2 separate regions of the Mus musculus genome follow, and region 2 is linked to region 1. A link is a loop called in an ENCODE intact Hi-C map of the cell type or tissue named here. Cell type or tissue: heart. All regions are shown on one strand. Each heading gives the region's core, and the rest is flanking DNA. Links, peaks and the distances in the headings are about the cores only.

Region 1 (8,328 bases), core at 7-8,006:
ATCTTTCTCACCCTTTGCCTAAGAGCTTTGTAGCCCGTTTTCTGGTGTCATGCTTTCTTCTGACCCACCTCCTATGTAACACTCATCCAGAGTGTTTCCAAAGTGTGTCCTGATCATGGTGTTTCCTCAGTGACTCCAGCGAGCCCCTTCACTCACCACATAAGTAGCTCTGATGCCCCTCAACATGGCGTTCAAGACTGTATAATTTAGCCTTATCTTTTAGACACATATTACACATAGTAATAGGATTCGGTATGATACAGATACATATGTATACAATTTAGCACAAGTAAAATCCAACCACCTATTTCCCACCCTTCCCAATGTTCCGTAATCACTATCCTACTTGCCTGTTGATTTTTAACATAAATTTTCATTTATATATTTCCAAATTTTAATTTATTTATTTGTGCATGAAATACAGGTTCACATCTGCATTCCCCCTGCCTCTGCTTTCCAGTGTAGGATTATAGGCATGTGTGACCATGTGTATCTCTCTCTCTTTTTTTTTTTTTTTTTTTGGTTTTTCGAATCAGGGTTTCTCTGTATAGCCCTGGCTGTCCTGGAACTCACTTTGTAGATCAGGCTGGCCTCGAACTCAGAAATCTGCCTGCCTCTGCCTCTCAAGTGCTGAGATTAAAGGCCTGTCCCACCACCGCTGGGCTACATTTTTTATTACAAAATTATTACATTTAAGTGTTTGTGTGGGTGGGTAGGTTGGGGGGTGGCGTGAGTGCACGCTATGAAGGCTGTGTGGAAGTCAGAGGACAACTTGCTGGAGCCAATTCTGTCCTTTCACATGGGTCCTCGGAGAATGGTGCTTTGGGTGTGGGGTTTGTCATCTCCACAGCCTATGGGGTTTATGTTGTAAAACGTTTCGCACGTGAGAGGAGCATGTAGTACTTGTCTCAACATGATGTCTTCCAGATCCACTTCTTTAGCTGCACATGGTGAGCTTCTGTTGTTCTTTACAGATGAATAATGCTGCACTGTGTACATATCCAGCATTTCAACTCCCCAGTTTGGGGGTTGGGGGTTTAGCTAGGTGGTAGAGAGCTAGCATAGCAAACGCAAGGTCATGGGTTCAGTCCTCAGCGCTGAAAAATAAAACAAAAATAAACAAACAAACAAAAAACCCCAAAATAACCAAAAGATCAACTTCCCAGTTTGATCTCCTCACAATCTTTTCTTCCTTCTGACCTCTGCAGCACCTCCTTAGTGATCAACCCTATTGATCTCTTACACCTGCGGGTTTTCTACACCCATAGATTTAGTCTCTCTCACTAATCACCAATGGAGAATGGCCAGTGGGCCACAGCAGGCAGGAGGGCCCAGGCTTTCATGATGTCTTAGGGGGTGTGGCGATGACTCAGGGCTTTTGGGCCCTCTCTCATTTCTTCCTGGTCTCAAGGCATCCTTTGATGGGTTCTTTGGGCTGACTAGACTACACTGCTAGTCTGTTCTTTCTCTTTAGGGTGGTCACTTAAGACATTTGCTCTAGCTTGGAGCTGTAAGAGATGACTCTGGGGTGTTGACTGTGGGGATAAAAAGAGACTAACCTGGCTGGGTGGTGGTGGCTCACGCCTTTAAGTCACAGCACTCAGGATACAGAGGCAGACAGATGAGTTCAAGGCCAGCCTGGTCTACAGCCTGAGTTCCAGGTCAGCCAGGGCTACACAGAGGAAACCCTGTTTTGAAAAACAAACAAAACAACAATAACAACAAAAACAGGGTAAACAATGCTCAAGATGGCTGCGATTCATGAAAGGGACGATGCCTCTGGACAGTAGTTTACAGATGTTCTTCAGTGGCCTTATTAGGATGGAGGCCCTGGCCTGAAAATACATTATCTGACTCTCCTGTGACAAGAAACTCAGGGATGAAATGCAGGAAAATTTAGGTCCTTTGGTCAAAGATAATCTCACTGTGTTTCAGTACAGCTTCCCCGAGCTGTCCTTCTTGGTGAACTACTCATCCTTAAGATCTTTTTTATTTTATTTTATTTTATTTTGGTTTTTCGAGACAGGGTTTCTCTGTATAGCCCTGGCTGTCCTGGAGCTCATTTTGTAGACCAGGCTGGCCTCGAACTCAGAAATCCGCCTGCCTCTGCCTCCTGAGTGCTGGGATTAAAGGCGTGTGCCACCACGTCCGGCTCTTAAGATCTTTAAAAGGTTTGTTGTTGTTGTGTGTGTGTGTGTGTGGTTTTTTTTTGTTTTGTTTTGTTTTTGTTTTTTGAGATAGGTTCTGTGTAGCTCAGAAATTTGACTACAAATATCTCAAGTGACCAAGAATGATCTTCTCTGATGCAATTATCATCCATAACTTCTAAGACTCTCTGACCTCCAAGGAGATTGCAAGCTCTCTGAAGGCCTGGACAATATCGTTATTATCGTCGTAGCTTCATTTCTGAGCACCGCTAATGACCGGATAGATGAAAGACAATGCATCATCTAGTGTCAACTGCGGACTTGGAAATGTCTGTTGCCAAAGATCGTCTGCTTTGCCCTCCCAGTCTTTCTTTGCATGGTGCAGGGAAAAAGCTGAGGCTAATTTTTATTAAAACAATCTAGCCAGCAGCTTAGCTGCACCCTTACCCACATGCCTGTACTTAGAGACTCTACTCAGCACATGGTTGGGTTTATTTTGCTCTTCCATGGATAACGCCGAGAGCCAGAGAATGATGGGAAGATAATCGGTTCAGCCGCCAACATCGCATTTGAGAAAAGAGGGCAGACCGGGGGGAGGGGGAATGATGGTGTTTTGAATCCTCAGAAATCTTCCCCAAATAATAGGAAAGCCTTCAGTACAGCTCCGAATGTTTCCTCACTTCGAAGCCTCTTCCTCTTCTGAGATTAGGCCCAGTTGCCTGGACGGCTTCCTGTCAGGGCTTTCCCGACAAGGGTATTTAAAGTGAGAAAGAGGAAGAGAAAGTCGGAGACAGGGGCGAGGACCACCGCTGAGTCGGACTGGCTTCTGCTGGGAATTCAAGATGGGTCTCCAGGACTCAGGGAAGGGCGCTCGTTCATCTCCAACTCTTGCGTCTCCGCCTCTGCGGTTCTCTAGGGCTCCGCGGAGACTGATCTATCACCAATCAGCCTCAGAAGCGAAGAGAGAGTTTCTTTCCTAAGTGTCTCAAAAGCACAAACTTTGAGGAGACAACCGGGAGGGAGGACCGACGTGCAGGGGGCAGAGGCAGGAAGCAAGCAGGCAGGCAGGCGCAGGGAAGGCAGAGGAACGCCCGGCAGGCTGAGGCTAACCGGGGCGGACCGGGGTACACTCCCCAGCGCAGACACCGCCCGAGGCAGCAGAGCGGCAGGGCCTGCGCAGCGGTCGGCCTGGCCTCCGAGGCCCGCGGCCGCGCCCCGGAGGCGGGCCGGGGGCGGGGCAGCACCGGGCTGGGGCGCAGATGCCGAGAGCTTTGGCCCGGGCCTCCCCGCTTGGGCGGGCCGCGGCTGCTGAGGATCCCCCTAGACGCCGCCCGGGAGCCACGGCCCGGAGCCCAGCGCTCATTGGCGGCGCGGCGCGGTCTCCCCGCCCCCCGGCGTCCCCGCCCCCTCCGCCGCCGCCGCCGCCGCGGCTCGGCTCCGCCTCCTGGCCCGCCGGGAGCCGCCTCCGTCGCCGCCACAGCCTCCTTCGCCGCCGGTCCGGGCCCAGCCAGCGCCCGCCGCGCCGGAGTCGAGTCGCAGTCCGAGCCGCTGCCCGCGGCCCCGCCATGAGCGGAAGCGCCGCCGCCGCGGTCGCGGTCGCCGCCGCCGCCGCCGCCTCAGCCGCCGCCGCCGCGCACTTCCAGCCTCGGTCGTCGTCTCCCAGGCCGGGGCCCGCCGAGCTCGGGCCCCCCCGCCGCCCGCGCCCCCCGCCGCCCCCGCCGCCGCCCCGGCCCGAGCCCATCACCGCCGGCCGCCTTAGCCCTCCGGGCCACGGGCCTCTTCGGAGCGGGGCGCAGGGTGTCGGTGCCTGCGGCAGAGCGCCCGGAGCAGGTACGGGGTCTGCCGGCGAGGCGGGGCGGGGCGGGGCGGGCTGTGCGGGGAGGGGTGAGGGTCAGTCCGGGGCAAGGGGTCCCGCGGAGAGGGAGGAGCCTTGCCCGCCACAGCTTTGTCCAGCCCGGGAGACCCCGGGAGCCCTGCTCCTCCGCCGGGCAGAGCGCCTCACAAAGCGTTTTCGCACCCGCTGGGCAGCCCCTTCCTGCGGGGTGGGCAGGGCAGGACCTCGTGAGGAATCGGCTCTGCCGGGGAGGAAACTGAGGCTTACCGGGGGAAGTGACTTGCCCAAGGTCACAAAGCCAGCTAGAGTCGTGTCTTGGCTGAGAACCAGGGCCACCCTGGAGCTGGCGCGGGCCGTCAGCCGAGGGGGCTGGGAGGAGGAGGCAGAGTCCCCAGCCCCTGAGTCTGGAGTGGTAGGAAGAAGGGGGTTGGGGCCTGCGCCCTGGCACACCCACCAGGGTAGCTAACCTATGCTAAGCTGACCAGGACAGGTAGGAAGGAGAAACAGGAGCTGCCTCGGGAGCTTAGTGCCCTGGGGAGCCGATTTTGGGAGCTGGAGCGAGCAGGACTCCTGCCGGGGGCGGGGAGGGGGATGTGCTCCGAGAGGGTTTTATTGAGGTAGTGGAGTAGAGCTTTGGAAACTTGACTCGGGGACCGTTTGGCCCTCTCCAGGTCAGCCTTCTCACTACTGCATAGGCTAAGCCAGCCCAGCGGGAATGAAAGGGAAGGAGGCCTGTTTATACAGTGTCTTTTTCCAGGAAATTGCCCGAGTTTTGTTTATGCCCGGAACAGAAATACATAACTGGTCCTGGTAAAAGCATGCATGCGACAGAAGGCCATCCGAGCCTTTTCTAGATGGTCTGGACTTAACACACTTGGAGAATTCTCTGAGGAAGAGCAGCTGTCCTAGAAGGGGGAAGGAAGTTGGGAGGGTTAGGACAACTCACCCTCCTGCCTGCTTTACAATTCAGGAGGAATCCATTCTTACTTGGGGTGATTAGGCGAGTTGCTTTTACTCTGCGTGCATCTTAGAAAAGGCGAGGGGATAATAATTATTTCCAGAGGAGAAAGCAATGGAAGGATAGCAGGCAATGAGGAAAGATCAGTAGAAGCTGTGGAATGGGGAAAAAGAGAGGGTATGTAGTTATTGTGGGGGAAGGGAGATAAAGGGATTGCTGAAGGGGAGGGAGGAGAGCAGATAGCTTAGAGAAAAAGACTGGGATGCTTCCAAAAGGCAAGCAAAGCAAATAGGGTAAGTTTGAAGTGAGCCTCTTCAAGCTGAGCGCTGTCTACAATATAGAGTTTTCCTATGGGTCTGACATAATTTTGTGTGTGGTTTTTTTTTTTTTTTTTTTTTTTGGTTTTGTTTTGGTAAGGACAGTTGTAATATGTTATAGACTCATGCTGCCCTTAACTTCACCTACTTTCTTCATTCTCATCCCTAAGGATACAGACCCTAGAGTGCCTAAGGTATTGTCTTGAAAGTAAGGCTTGACAAAAGAAGGAAGAGAAAGACTAATTAGCAAGTGAATTAATTAAGGCCTTTTCTCCAGATTGATTCCTTAAAGTCAGCTGTTTCTTTACTGTCCTGCACTGTACCTGAGCTTTCTGTCTTGGGTGCTGTTGGAAGGCTGCTTTGGGGTTGTGGTCCCAGCACTAGGAAGACTGAGGGATTAAGAGTTTCAGGCCAGCTGGTCACCGCAGCAAGTGGGAAGCCTGGTCAATTTAGGAAAAATCCTAGGATTTTGTTACAGATTTGCATGTGTGTATGTGTGTGTGTGTGTGTGTGTGTGTGTGTATGTATGTATGTATGTATGTGTTTAAAGATTTATTTATTTATCTATTTATCTACTTATTTGTGTGTTTTCAAGATAGGGTTTTTCTAAGCCTTCCCTAGCTGTCCTGGACTTGCATTGTAGACTAGGCTGGCATCGAACTCACAGATCCACCTACCTCTGCCTCCTGAGTGGAAGGACTAAAAAGACTTGTGCTGCCACACCTGGTTAATAGGTTTATTTTGCATGTGTGAGCGTTTTGTCTGCAGGTGTTTATGTATGTGCATCACATGAAGGCCAGATTAGAGTGTCAGAAACTCTGGAAGTCCAGTTACAGGCTGTTGTGAGCCTTCATTTGGGTGCTAGGGTCTGAGCCTCGGCCCTTTTCAAGTGTAGCCAGTGATCATAACTGCTGAGCCTCAAAATCCTGTTTTGAAATGTAATAGAAGGGAGAGTGCTTGTCTAGTACCTTTCAGGCCCTGGGTTTTATTCCTAATAGTACAAACAAACTGTGACTATAAGAAACACATTTAGCATGTATTTCCACCTATATGTATATGTGTGTGTGTGTGTGTGTGTGTGTGTATGAACATTTATTTGTCAAAGACTTGTAATCAGACAAATGTAAATTGAACAGCAATATATGCTATTTCATTCCTGTCAGCCAGGCAGAACTTAAATGTTCTGGTGAGCATTAGTAAGATTGTAGAGAAATAATAAACTTCTGTTGCTTTGTTGTTGTGCTAAGGGTAGGACCCAGCCTCCTATATGCTAAGCAAGTCCTCTGTCACAGAACTATAGCTCTAGCCCTGTGGGAGATGGGAAATACTTTTAAAAACAGGGCCCCACTGTGTAGTCTTGGCTGTCCTGGAACTTGCTATGTAGACCAAGTTGGCCTTGAACTCACAGAGATGCACCTTCCCTAATTCCTGACTTGACTGCTAGGATTAATAAACTGTACTTTTATATACTGTTAATGGGAACGGAACTGTGTGCAACCACCTTGGAGAGTAGTAGTAGTGTAACAAATAGCTAGTTAAAAGCTGGTTGACGTACCTATCTATCTAAAATGGGTAAAGACAATAATAAATACAAGAGAAGTACAAGAATCTTATTCCAGGGGCTGGAGAAAAGGGTCAGTGAGTAAGAACACTGTTCTTCCAGAGGCCCTGGGTTCAAATCCCAGCACCCACATGGCAGCTCACAACTGTGTGTAACTTCAGGATCTGACACCCTCACACAGACATATATACAGACAAAACATCAATGCATATAAAATAAAATATATATATATATATATATATATATAATTCCAGCTCATATATGGCACCAGTAGGGCCATATAAACTTTTAGAAAGACCCTTGCACAGTCTGAAGAGATATCTTACTAGGTGAAGTGCTTTCTATGAAAGCATGAAGACCCAAAGCCAGCTGTGGCAGTGTTTGCCTTCAACCCTCGTCTTGCGAGGTAGTGTGGAGGCAGCTGCACCCTGTAGATTTAATAGCTACAGTCAGTGAGAGACTCAGCCTCAAGAAAATAAGGTGAATAGCGGTAGAGAAAGATGCCTAAACTGCCTCTCGCATCCACATGAGCAGGTGTGTGCAGGAGTACCTGTGAACACTGCAATCATTGAACAGTGAACGCACACGCCCAGGGCCCCCACACAGCTGAATATTACAGCTCTTCGAGGACATAAATAAAAGCATCAATGGTGTCACATACCTGTAATTCTAATAGTTTGGAGGTGGAACAAGTTCAAGGCCAGCATGGGCAACTAAAAAACTTATCTCAACCTGCCACCTCAGTAAATTATAGCTAATGTATCACAAATGGATGTATATTAAAAACCTGATATGTTTTGGGGGAGCAACTCCCAGAAGAATTTTTACAGAAATTTTCCACTTGTGTATTTTGAAAACTCAAAACTATTTGTGGTTATATACATACATAGTAATGTAAACACATGTGTCGGGACTGCAAAAATTCACAAGTAGTACTTATCTCTGGGTAGAGAAGGTGGAGCATGGGATAAGACTGGTATGCAAAGGGCTCTGATTGTACTTAATATTACTTAAATTCAGATCAGGAAATTGCAAATTAAGATTTGTTAGTGTTGGATGTGAGTTATAGAGATTAAATATATTATTCATATATTATTCTAAATATTTTTCAGATGTCTGAAATATTTCTCAGATGTCTGAAATATTTCTCAGATGTCTCTCATTTTCTTGTTTATAGAACATAAAGTTTTGTCCTATAGTGCTGGATCTGTAACTACAGCATCTACTCCAGCGTAGTCTGTTAGGCCCCGGGCCCTGGCCTCCAGGCCCCGGGCTTCTTTTTTTACTTTTTCTGACCTGTAACCTAGTTTTGCTGTGAGTAAAGAGAAAAAAGTTTGTTATTATTTTTAATTAAAAAAATATAAGTATGGGTGTTTTGTCTGCATGAATGACTGTATAGCATAGCATATCTGGTGTCTAGGGCTAGAAGAGGGCATTGCATCCCCTGGAACTGTAGTTTCATTGTAAGGAGCTACGTGAGTTCTGGAAAGCATGGATAAGTTCTCAACTGC
Region 2 (8,328 bases), core at 302-8,301, 160 kb after region 1:
CAAGTAGTGATGCCTTGATTTCTTCTTTTCTAATTTGTATCCCCTAGATCTCCTTCATTTTTCCTGTTGTTGCTCTGGCTAGAACTTCAAGTACTGTATTGTGTAGACATGGAGAAAGTAGACAGCCTTATCTTATTCCTGATTTTAGTGGAGTTGCTTTTAATTTCTCTTCATTTAATGTGATCTTGCCTATTTGCTTGCTGTAAATTGCCTTTATTATGTTTAGGTACGTCCCTTTTATCCCTAATCTCTTTAAGCCTTTTTTTCATTAAGTTGTGTTGGATTTTGTAGAAGGCGTCTTCAGTATCTAATGAGAGGATCATGAGGTTTGGTTTTTTTTCTTTCAGTTTGTTTGTGTGATGGATTGCATGGACAGATTTTTGCATGAAACAGTCCTTGCATCTCTAGGATAAAATCTACTTGATCATGGTGGATAATCTTTTCTATGTGTTCTTGGATTCTATTTGCAAGTAGTTTATTGAGTACTTGTGTATCAATGTTCATGAGAAAAATTTGTCTCTAATTCTCTTTGTTGAATTTTTGTGTGGTTTTGATATCAGGTGATTGTGGCCTCATACAATGAATGTGGCAATGTTTCTTCTGTTTCTATTTTGTGGAGTAATTTGAGGAGTATTGGTGTTAGCTCTTTTTGGAAAAATCTAGTAGAATTCTGCACTAAAACCATCTGGCCCTGGTCATTTTTTTGGTTGGAAGATTTTGAATGACTACTTCTACTTTACTAGTTGTTATAGGTCTATTTAAATTGTTTGTGTGATCTTGATTTAACTTTGAGAAGTGGTATCTATAGAGAAAATTATCCATTTCTTTCAGATTTTTCAATTTTGTGGAGTAAAGTAATTTTTTAAAGTATGACCTAATGATTCTTTGGATGCCCTTAGTGTCTGTTGTTTTGCCCCCCTTTTTATTTTTGATTTTTATTTTTAGATTTTGTGATAAATAAAAATAAAAATTAAATATTTTATCCTAAACAATTTTAGTATATTTTATTTATGTGTGTTCACATGTGAACATGTGTCACAGTGTTCAGAGAACGACCTTGGGAATCAGTCTTTTCACAACCATGTGGGGCCTAGGGATCAGATCAGGTTTGGTTGCAAGTGCCTTTACTTACCTGCTTAGCCACCTTGCCTGTCAAATACTGGGTGTGTGTGTGTGTGTGTGTGTGTGTGTGTGTGGTCTGTGTGCATGTGAGGTGTGTGTGGCTTGTGTGTATATGTGTGCTACTTCGTTTTGTCTTTTTCATGAGACAAGGTCTCTCTATATAAACCCAGACTAACTTCAAACATGACACTCAGCCTGCCTCAGCCTCTCAAGGCTCAGCTAAACATTGTTCTTGAAGTTAGTTTGTCTTAACTTTCTTTCCACACTGCCTATGTAATGATGTAGCATGTAACTTTAAAAGCCAGATACCTTTCTTGACCATCTTCCATGACTCTATACCCCTCATGGCAGGCTGAATAAATGGCTTTTTGAAATATCCATACCCCTTCTTTTGGAGACAGATTGTGCAGATGTGATCAAGTATTTTGTGCCCGGAAGATTATCCTGTGCTACTAGTTAGGCACAAATTTAATATTCTAAGGGTCTCTGTAGGTAAAAGGAAGGCAGGAGAGGCACAGCCAGGAAGTCTTGCTGTGAGAATATTCACAAGCCAAGGAGTGTCGTCAGTCTCCACGAGGAAAGGGTGAGGAAATGACTTCTCTCCTTCAGCCTCCAAAGAGCAGATACCCTGCTACTGCCTGTATGTTGGTTCCCCCAAATTCTGGGCTCACCCCAACCTCTGGAAGCGTAAGATATGGAAGATAAAAGAGTACTAGCACTTTGTTATCAGTGCTAGGAAGCTATAAATATAGCCATTCTTTATTTCTAACTCATAACCCGTCAATAATAAGTCTCATGAGTTTTACATCCAGATGAATTGCATATCTATTTCAGTGGAATTTTCACTGGAACCAACTCTTGACTCTCAACAAATCCATTCAAATCCATTCTCTACCCAACAGCTCAGATGGTATTTAGAAAAAAAAAGTATGATGTGAAATGTGTTGGAAATTGACGTGTTATCAGAGCATTCATGAATGGTGACCTGGTCAACTTACAAATCGATGGTTGCTGATCTCAGACAGAAAGGTAGACAATGTCACCTCAGTGTACAAAACCACTCATTGTCTGTCCTTTCATGATGGGATGACCCTTGCAGGATCCAACATGGCTACACTAATACCATGCAAACCAGAGCTTCATCCTTGACTGAGATAGACCACAAGCTGTAAAAGTCTGATGGGGTCCACATTTAGCTTATAGCAAGAACCCCCAATGGAAGCTGAGGCAGGAGGACTGACGTGGCTTGAGACCAGTCTGGGCTACACAGTCAATCCCGTGCCAGTTTCAGCTAGGTACAGTGTAAGATCCTGTCTCAAAAAAAAAAAAAAAAAAACAACCTAAAAAAGTAGATCTGAAAGTTTCACTTGTGACTTTTTGTTGTTGTTTGAGACACAGGTGCAGCTGTGCTGTTCAGAATACTGTCTAGCTTCTCATTCTCTTGCACCTAGCTGTGGGAAATGTCACCCATGTCAGGAGGTTCACCACGATCTCTAACTTCAGCTCCAGGGTATCTGTTACCCTCTTCTGGACTTTGACATGTGCACTCTAATGTGTACACATCCTCTGCCCCACCCCCCTACCCCATATACATGATAAAAATAAGCTAAAATAAAATCTTAAAAACAAAACAAAACCAACCTTCATCAGGAGCTAGCAGCACAGGCCGCTCCCCACCTTCCTGGGTCTTGGATCTGCAATTAGTCTAGCAGATATTCTTGAGATGTCTGTGTACCTCAATCTATCAGACTATTGAAACTATGGCCTCAAAAAACCCTGAAATTTTCCCCAAGAATCTCATACTCAGAGAAGGAAAAGACCGAATGCTGGTGCTGAAAAGAGACTTCACACGGGACTGACAATTTGTGACTGCCACTTTGCTGGGGAAGTTAGAGTCCAGACAGTGACAGGTGGGCTACAGCTTGCCCTGGACCTCTTAGATGTGCACATCTCGAACTCTATATATTTTAACCTAAAATCTGAGGTCCCAAAATGGATCCAGGGGATATGTCTTTGGATATCTTTGTCCCTCTTCCCAACATGGCCACATTGAATTAACCTCCGTTTTTTTGCTTTTTTTTTTTTTTTTTACTAGTAACTCTGTTCTCATTAACTTATGGAGAACAGGTGACAGAATTTGGCTTCAAGGGGAAAAACTGTGAGGCCCAAATTTGGTAATAGAATTGCCTAGATCCCTGGAGTGACAGATAACTCAGAGCTGACTAGCATGTGTATTGTCACGCTGCACTCAGCCAGAGCCTCGTGGCAGGGGTGGCAAAGCTTAAATTCCAGGGTGCACTCTAGGACTACCGACACTGAGTTGCCTTGGAGTTTGGTCCACGAGATGGCACTCAGCTTGGGTGCAAAGCTAAAACAACCATCTCGTGGGAGAACTCGGGCTTAACTGTGGGCTCTGCCAGAGGAGAGAACACCCTCAGGCGAGAATAAGGGTCAGCAAACCGAGTGGATGCCACTACCAGAGGCGACACGACAGCGGAAGGTGCGCCACACGACTGACCAACAGAAATACGCCAAGGAGGGGCTGGGACCCGGTGCAGGCGGAGCCGGAGCGATCGACCGTTCGGCGCTCCGCGGGAGCCGGGGTGTGCGTTGCGAATGCAGGAGCAATGGCTGGGGCTGGGTCGAGCGCCGAGTCGTCGAGCGGCGCCGGGTAGCGGAAGCCACCGGGTGCGCTTGCCGGGGCCTGCCCTGTGGACCCGCTGGACGCGAGCCTGCCAAGTGCCGAGGTGGCGCCGGAGGGAACTAACCCGGCGGAGGCCACGAGTCAGTCGGTGACTCACGAGCATCGTGCCAGGCTCCGGCACCTCTGCTGCAGCTGTGGGCCTCGCGCTGGGCGTCCGGGTTCTACGCAGCAGGGCGCCTCTCCCGCCCGGTGCGTTGCTCCGGCGTGGGATCCCGGAGCTGTCAGACTCAGCGTGCGGGTGAATGGGGACCGGGGCTTGCAGAGGTAGGCCTGGCCAGGGTCCAGCCCATCCGTGCACGCAGCAGGCGGCACGGCCCTGGGTCCCTGGGCAGAGACGTGAGATAGCTGCGGGGGCCCAGCACTGCCTAGGTGGGGAGAGGGTTTGCACCGAGGGACTTCTTGGAGGCTTGCCCAACTCTGACTGTCTGGACACTCGGTGTCCTTGGAAATTTGATAGACGTTTATATCCGTCCTTGAACAGGCTTGTAAAATTGTTAGAGGAAAGAATAGATCGGCTTTGCACCTCGATAGGAGGGGTGTGGCGGCGGGGAATGGTTTCACAGTAAAGATAATGGTTTAGCCCGACTGTAGGGGCTCTGGAAGGAACATCAAACTGAATTATTATAGCTGGGCAGCAGGGTTCTGAGAACTCTGTACAGCCCTTCCCTTTTTATTGCGGTGAGTTCCATCCGCTCTGAGTGAAAGAAAGGAGTGTCTCAAGTTCTCCGGAAAGGTTTGCACCCGTGGATGTTTGTGGAATATACACACAAGGTAGAGGGTGTGTGCGGCAGTGACCTGCGTGTAGGAAGGTCATCTAGACTTGGCTTTGAATTGAAGTTCTATCAGTCATTAACTAACTGTGATTTAGATCAAGTGGATTTTTTTTTCTACACCTCAGTGTCCCTGTCTGTATAGTAGAGAAAATGAGGATGGAATAACGTGTCTAACGCCGTGTTAGCCCACTGCTGGAGGAAGCACTTAGCAAACGTTTACTTTACTGTTGTTTCTCTGCTGGTGACTGCTTGCACAAGTGTGCTTATACTTTCTCGTGGTTGGGACATTCACTTATCCTTTTGCAGCATTTATAAAAGCACAATTGAGTTGAATGTAGTTTGTGAGCATTGCCATTTCTCGGAGCCAGGGAGATTGCTGCTGCTGCTGCTGCTGCTGCTGCTGGTGTAACGCTTCAAACTTGACTTGAGTTTGGGTGCTCCAAACCCAGTAAAACCGGTCCTATAATTCGAGCAGCTGTAATAACAGCAATCCGGAAGCCTTGGGTTTTTTTGTTTTTTGTTTTTGTTTTGTTTTGTTTGTTTTTGTTTTTGTTTTTAGAGAGCCTGTCTCCAACAAGGTGAAAGAAACGTAGGGGAGAGCTGGTGAGGTTGTTCTGTGTGTGAGACAGGCATAGAATTGATAGATGACTCAAAGGCAGAGAAAGTGAAGTAAAAAGCTCTATTGAAGCAAGCTGACAGCTCCTGGTGGGATGGGATGGGCCCCCGGACTTGGAAGTTCTGGCAGGTGGACTCTGGGTTGGGCATTTTATAAGACCCCATTTCCCTAATTGTCTGGTCCTCCGGCCCAAGGGTGGCCTTTCCTTTCTGCTTGTTTTTGTTTGTTTGGGTGTTTGCTGTTGTGTTCCTGTCACTCATACCAGATCTTACAGAAGCGTGCCCCTGTGCTCCTTGTCTGTCTGAACCCCATTCCTGACTCTCCAGTGGCCTGATGCTGGAACTTGCCCTCTGGCCTCCGCTTTTACCCATGCAGCCAGCCATTTCACTGGCTCCCGTGTTATTCGTTTGCATTTTGCAATGTTTGGGACCTCAGACTTTTGTATGGGGATACACAGTATCCACTGGCAAATATAGATACAGTTGATCAATTTTCATTTTTGGTTAACATTCCACTAGGTAAAGAAGCAAGTTTTATCTTGCTTTGCCTTGTGCTTTATGAAACCTAAATTTCCTTCAAATGGTTTAAGTCCACTTTGTCACATTCCGCATCTGATAGTGACCGTGAAGATGCTGCTCACTATCTGCACCATAAAATGTGTCTTTAGTTGTTCAAGTCTTTAATCCCTGCACTCAGGAAGCAGAGGCAGGCAGATCACAGTGAGTTTGAGGCCAGCATGGTCTGTGGGAAAAAAAAAAATCCCAGGACAGCTAAGACTATGTAGAGAGACCCTGTCTCAAAAAATACAAAACAAAACAAAAGTCCCTTTAGGACTATTTCACGCAGAACAGATAACAATTTGGTCAAGTTTCTGATTTTTGTTGCTCCTGTTTGTGAAAGCACAATGGTTGGGGTCTGTGTGTCTTAGGCCCTCTTCCCCAGTGTCAGTTCCTAAGTCAAGAGTCTCCGTGCCTGTCTCCGTTTTCTGTGCAGAGCCCCACGCAGCCGAAGACTCAGGAAGTACTGTTCACTCAGGATTTCGCTTCCATGGCTCTCATAGCCCTTCACTTATCATAAAACTGATATTGTACCTTTGGTTTGATATTTCCATTGCCTTTAAATTTTTCAATGTTCCTATTTAATTCAGAAACATAATATTTAAAAAATAAAGAATGTAGCAACAGTTTGTAAAATGTTTTCAATTGCATAATATACATTACACACACATATATATTTATAAATAAATATGTATATATAGGAAGATGGTGCATTCCTGTAATTCCTGCATTCTGGAGGCTTAGACGAGAGGATTGTCGAGTTGGGTTGTTATGTAATGAGTGTCAGGCTAGGCCAGCCAGGGAGGGCTACAAAGAACTCAAAAAGCAAAACAAAACAGAAGAACAAAACCAAAAACCCATAAATAAGCCCAAATAACAAATGGTGAGGATAAGGAGAGGAGAGAAAATGGAAAAGAAAAGAAAGTAAAGGGAACCAAACTGGTGCTGCGAGCCACTAGGAAGAGCCGCGTGGCTGACAGGAGCTACTAGGAAGAGCCACGTGGCTGAGAGCTCAGCTGGCACACTCTGTTCTTAGGTGTGTGGTGACTTCTTCATCTGCTTATTTATTTACTGGAACATGGTCTTTCTACAGGACTCTGGCTGGCCTGGAACTTGCATGTAGACCAGGCTGGTCTGGAACTCCTAGAGATCTGCCTGCCTCTGCCTCCTAAGTGCTGGGATTAAAGGTGTGCCACACCATATCTAGTTTGAAATAATTAGTTGTGTGTGTATATTTTTATTTTGTAAATGTTTTTATTCTCTCAGACATTACATTCCAGGGGCAGTTTTCCCTTCCTCTTCCCCCAGATCCACCCTCTTCTCCCTCTGAAATAACTAGTTTTTAAAATTCAAGAAATACTCCTCTTAGCGGGGAGGAGGTATGGGATGTGGAGTGGTCTGGGAGGGGTATAAAGTCTGAACTGTAAAAAAAGGATTAAATAATAAAAATAAATATTTTTTAAAAAGAGAAGTACTTCTCCTTAAAAGGTTCTAAGATTTATTTATTTTCCTAAAAAGCTTTGACTTAAAAAAATTAAAAAGGACACTTGTGTTTTTATAGTTTATACCGCTGACTTACTTGGGTTAGTTAGAACAGTTCAGCATAACCCGGCAAACACAAACCACCAGCAGAGAGAAAGTTCATTGTTGTGTAAAATAAATAGAAACCGACCAGCTGCCAATCATTTGCTTTGCCTCACCCAGTGAATTAAACGTCACCAACAGTTCAGTCAGCCCACAGTTGGTCAGCGGAGGGAGGATTCTGTGCAAGAGCACTTAAGACAGCTGATATGGAAGAATAGTTTTGTTTTTAAAGCGAGAGGAGTGCTTTGGCCTCTTTGCAGGATACTCATTTGGCAATGGAGCCTTTCATTGGGCAGAATCGGCCTTTACTGGTATTGCGCTTCATGCTGGGAGTTTGCATGGTCGGGGAGCTCCACACTGAAGGACAGGAGCAGTTGCTTTAGATGAGGCACTCACTGCAGAAGTCTCCCGAAGGGCTTCTCTAGTGAGCCTCAGAAGACAGGACGACTCCTATCACAGTCTCACCAAGGCTGTCTGGATTCTTAATTCAAGTTCCAAATATTGATGGACTCCCTCAAACCTAAGCACTAAGCTCAGAGTCCATGAGAAAAAACTTAGCATCACTAATGGGAAGTTTAAAGTGTTCCATAGAACAAGTCTCTCCCCTCCCCTCCCCTCCCCTCCCCTCCCCTCCCCTCCCCTCCCCTCCCCTCCCCTCCCCTCCCCTCCCCTCTCCTCTCCTCTCTGCCCCTTCCTCATGTCATGCCTCACTAGACTGGCTGTCAACTCAAGAGCTTCAGAGCCTTCTGCCCAGCCTTCTGAGTCCTGGGATTACATGACATGTGACAAGTAGAGACAAATTCCATAAAGCAAGCATCTCTCGTTCTAATTTTTGACTTTGCGGATGAAGGGTGTGGCACGAGGGTGGACAGGAAGATAGGTGAGCAGAGGAGTTACACTAAAGGGTTTTTGTGTATGTGGTAGGGCCTCAGTGCCAAGAGGAAGGTGGCATCTGTAAGGGATGGGGTGAGA

Evidence for each region. A loop is a pair of places that touch in the nucleus more often than their neighbours do. Peaks named below come from ENCODE experiments on the same cell type or tissue, not always from the same donor. Only the 100,000 strongest peaks of a DNase experiment are listed, where the experiment ranks them.
Region 2: a loop joins it to region 1, with 2.5 times the contacts of the local background. A loop is called at or near these places in 3 of 42 quality-filtered maps.

The regions. Positions count from the first base shown.
Region 1 is chr4:44,229,192-44,237,519 of GRCm38, reverse strand. Rnf38 (ring finger protein 38) reads left to right here and starts at 3,615. Exons shown (of 12, transcript NM_001379580.1): 1 at 3,615-3,977. The coding sequence starts at 3,713. In heart, for the core only: a CTCF peak has its summit at 4,660; DNase peaks (open chromatin) are centred at 3,389, 4,099 and 4,459; H3K4me3 peaks cover 3,064 bases; H3K27ac peaks cover 2,609 bases.
Region 2 is chr4:44,068,124-44,076,451 of GRCm38, reverse strand. Gne (glucosamine (UDP-N-acetyl)-2-epimerase/N-acetylmannosamine kinase) reads left to right here and starts at 3,735. Exons shown (of 12, transcript NM_001190414.2): 1 at 3,735-4,090. In heart, for the core only: no CTCF peak of the experiment used is centred there; a DNase peak (open chromatin) is centred at 3,801; H3K4me3 peaks cover 3,259 bases; H3K27ac peaks cover 3,617 bases.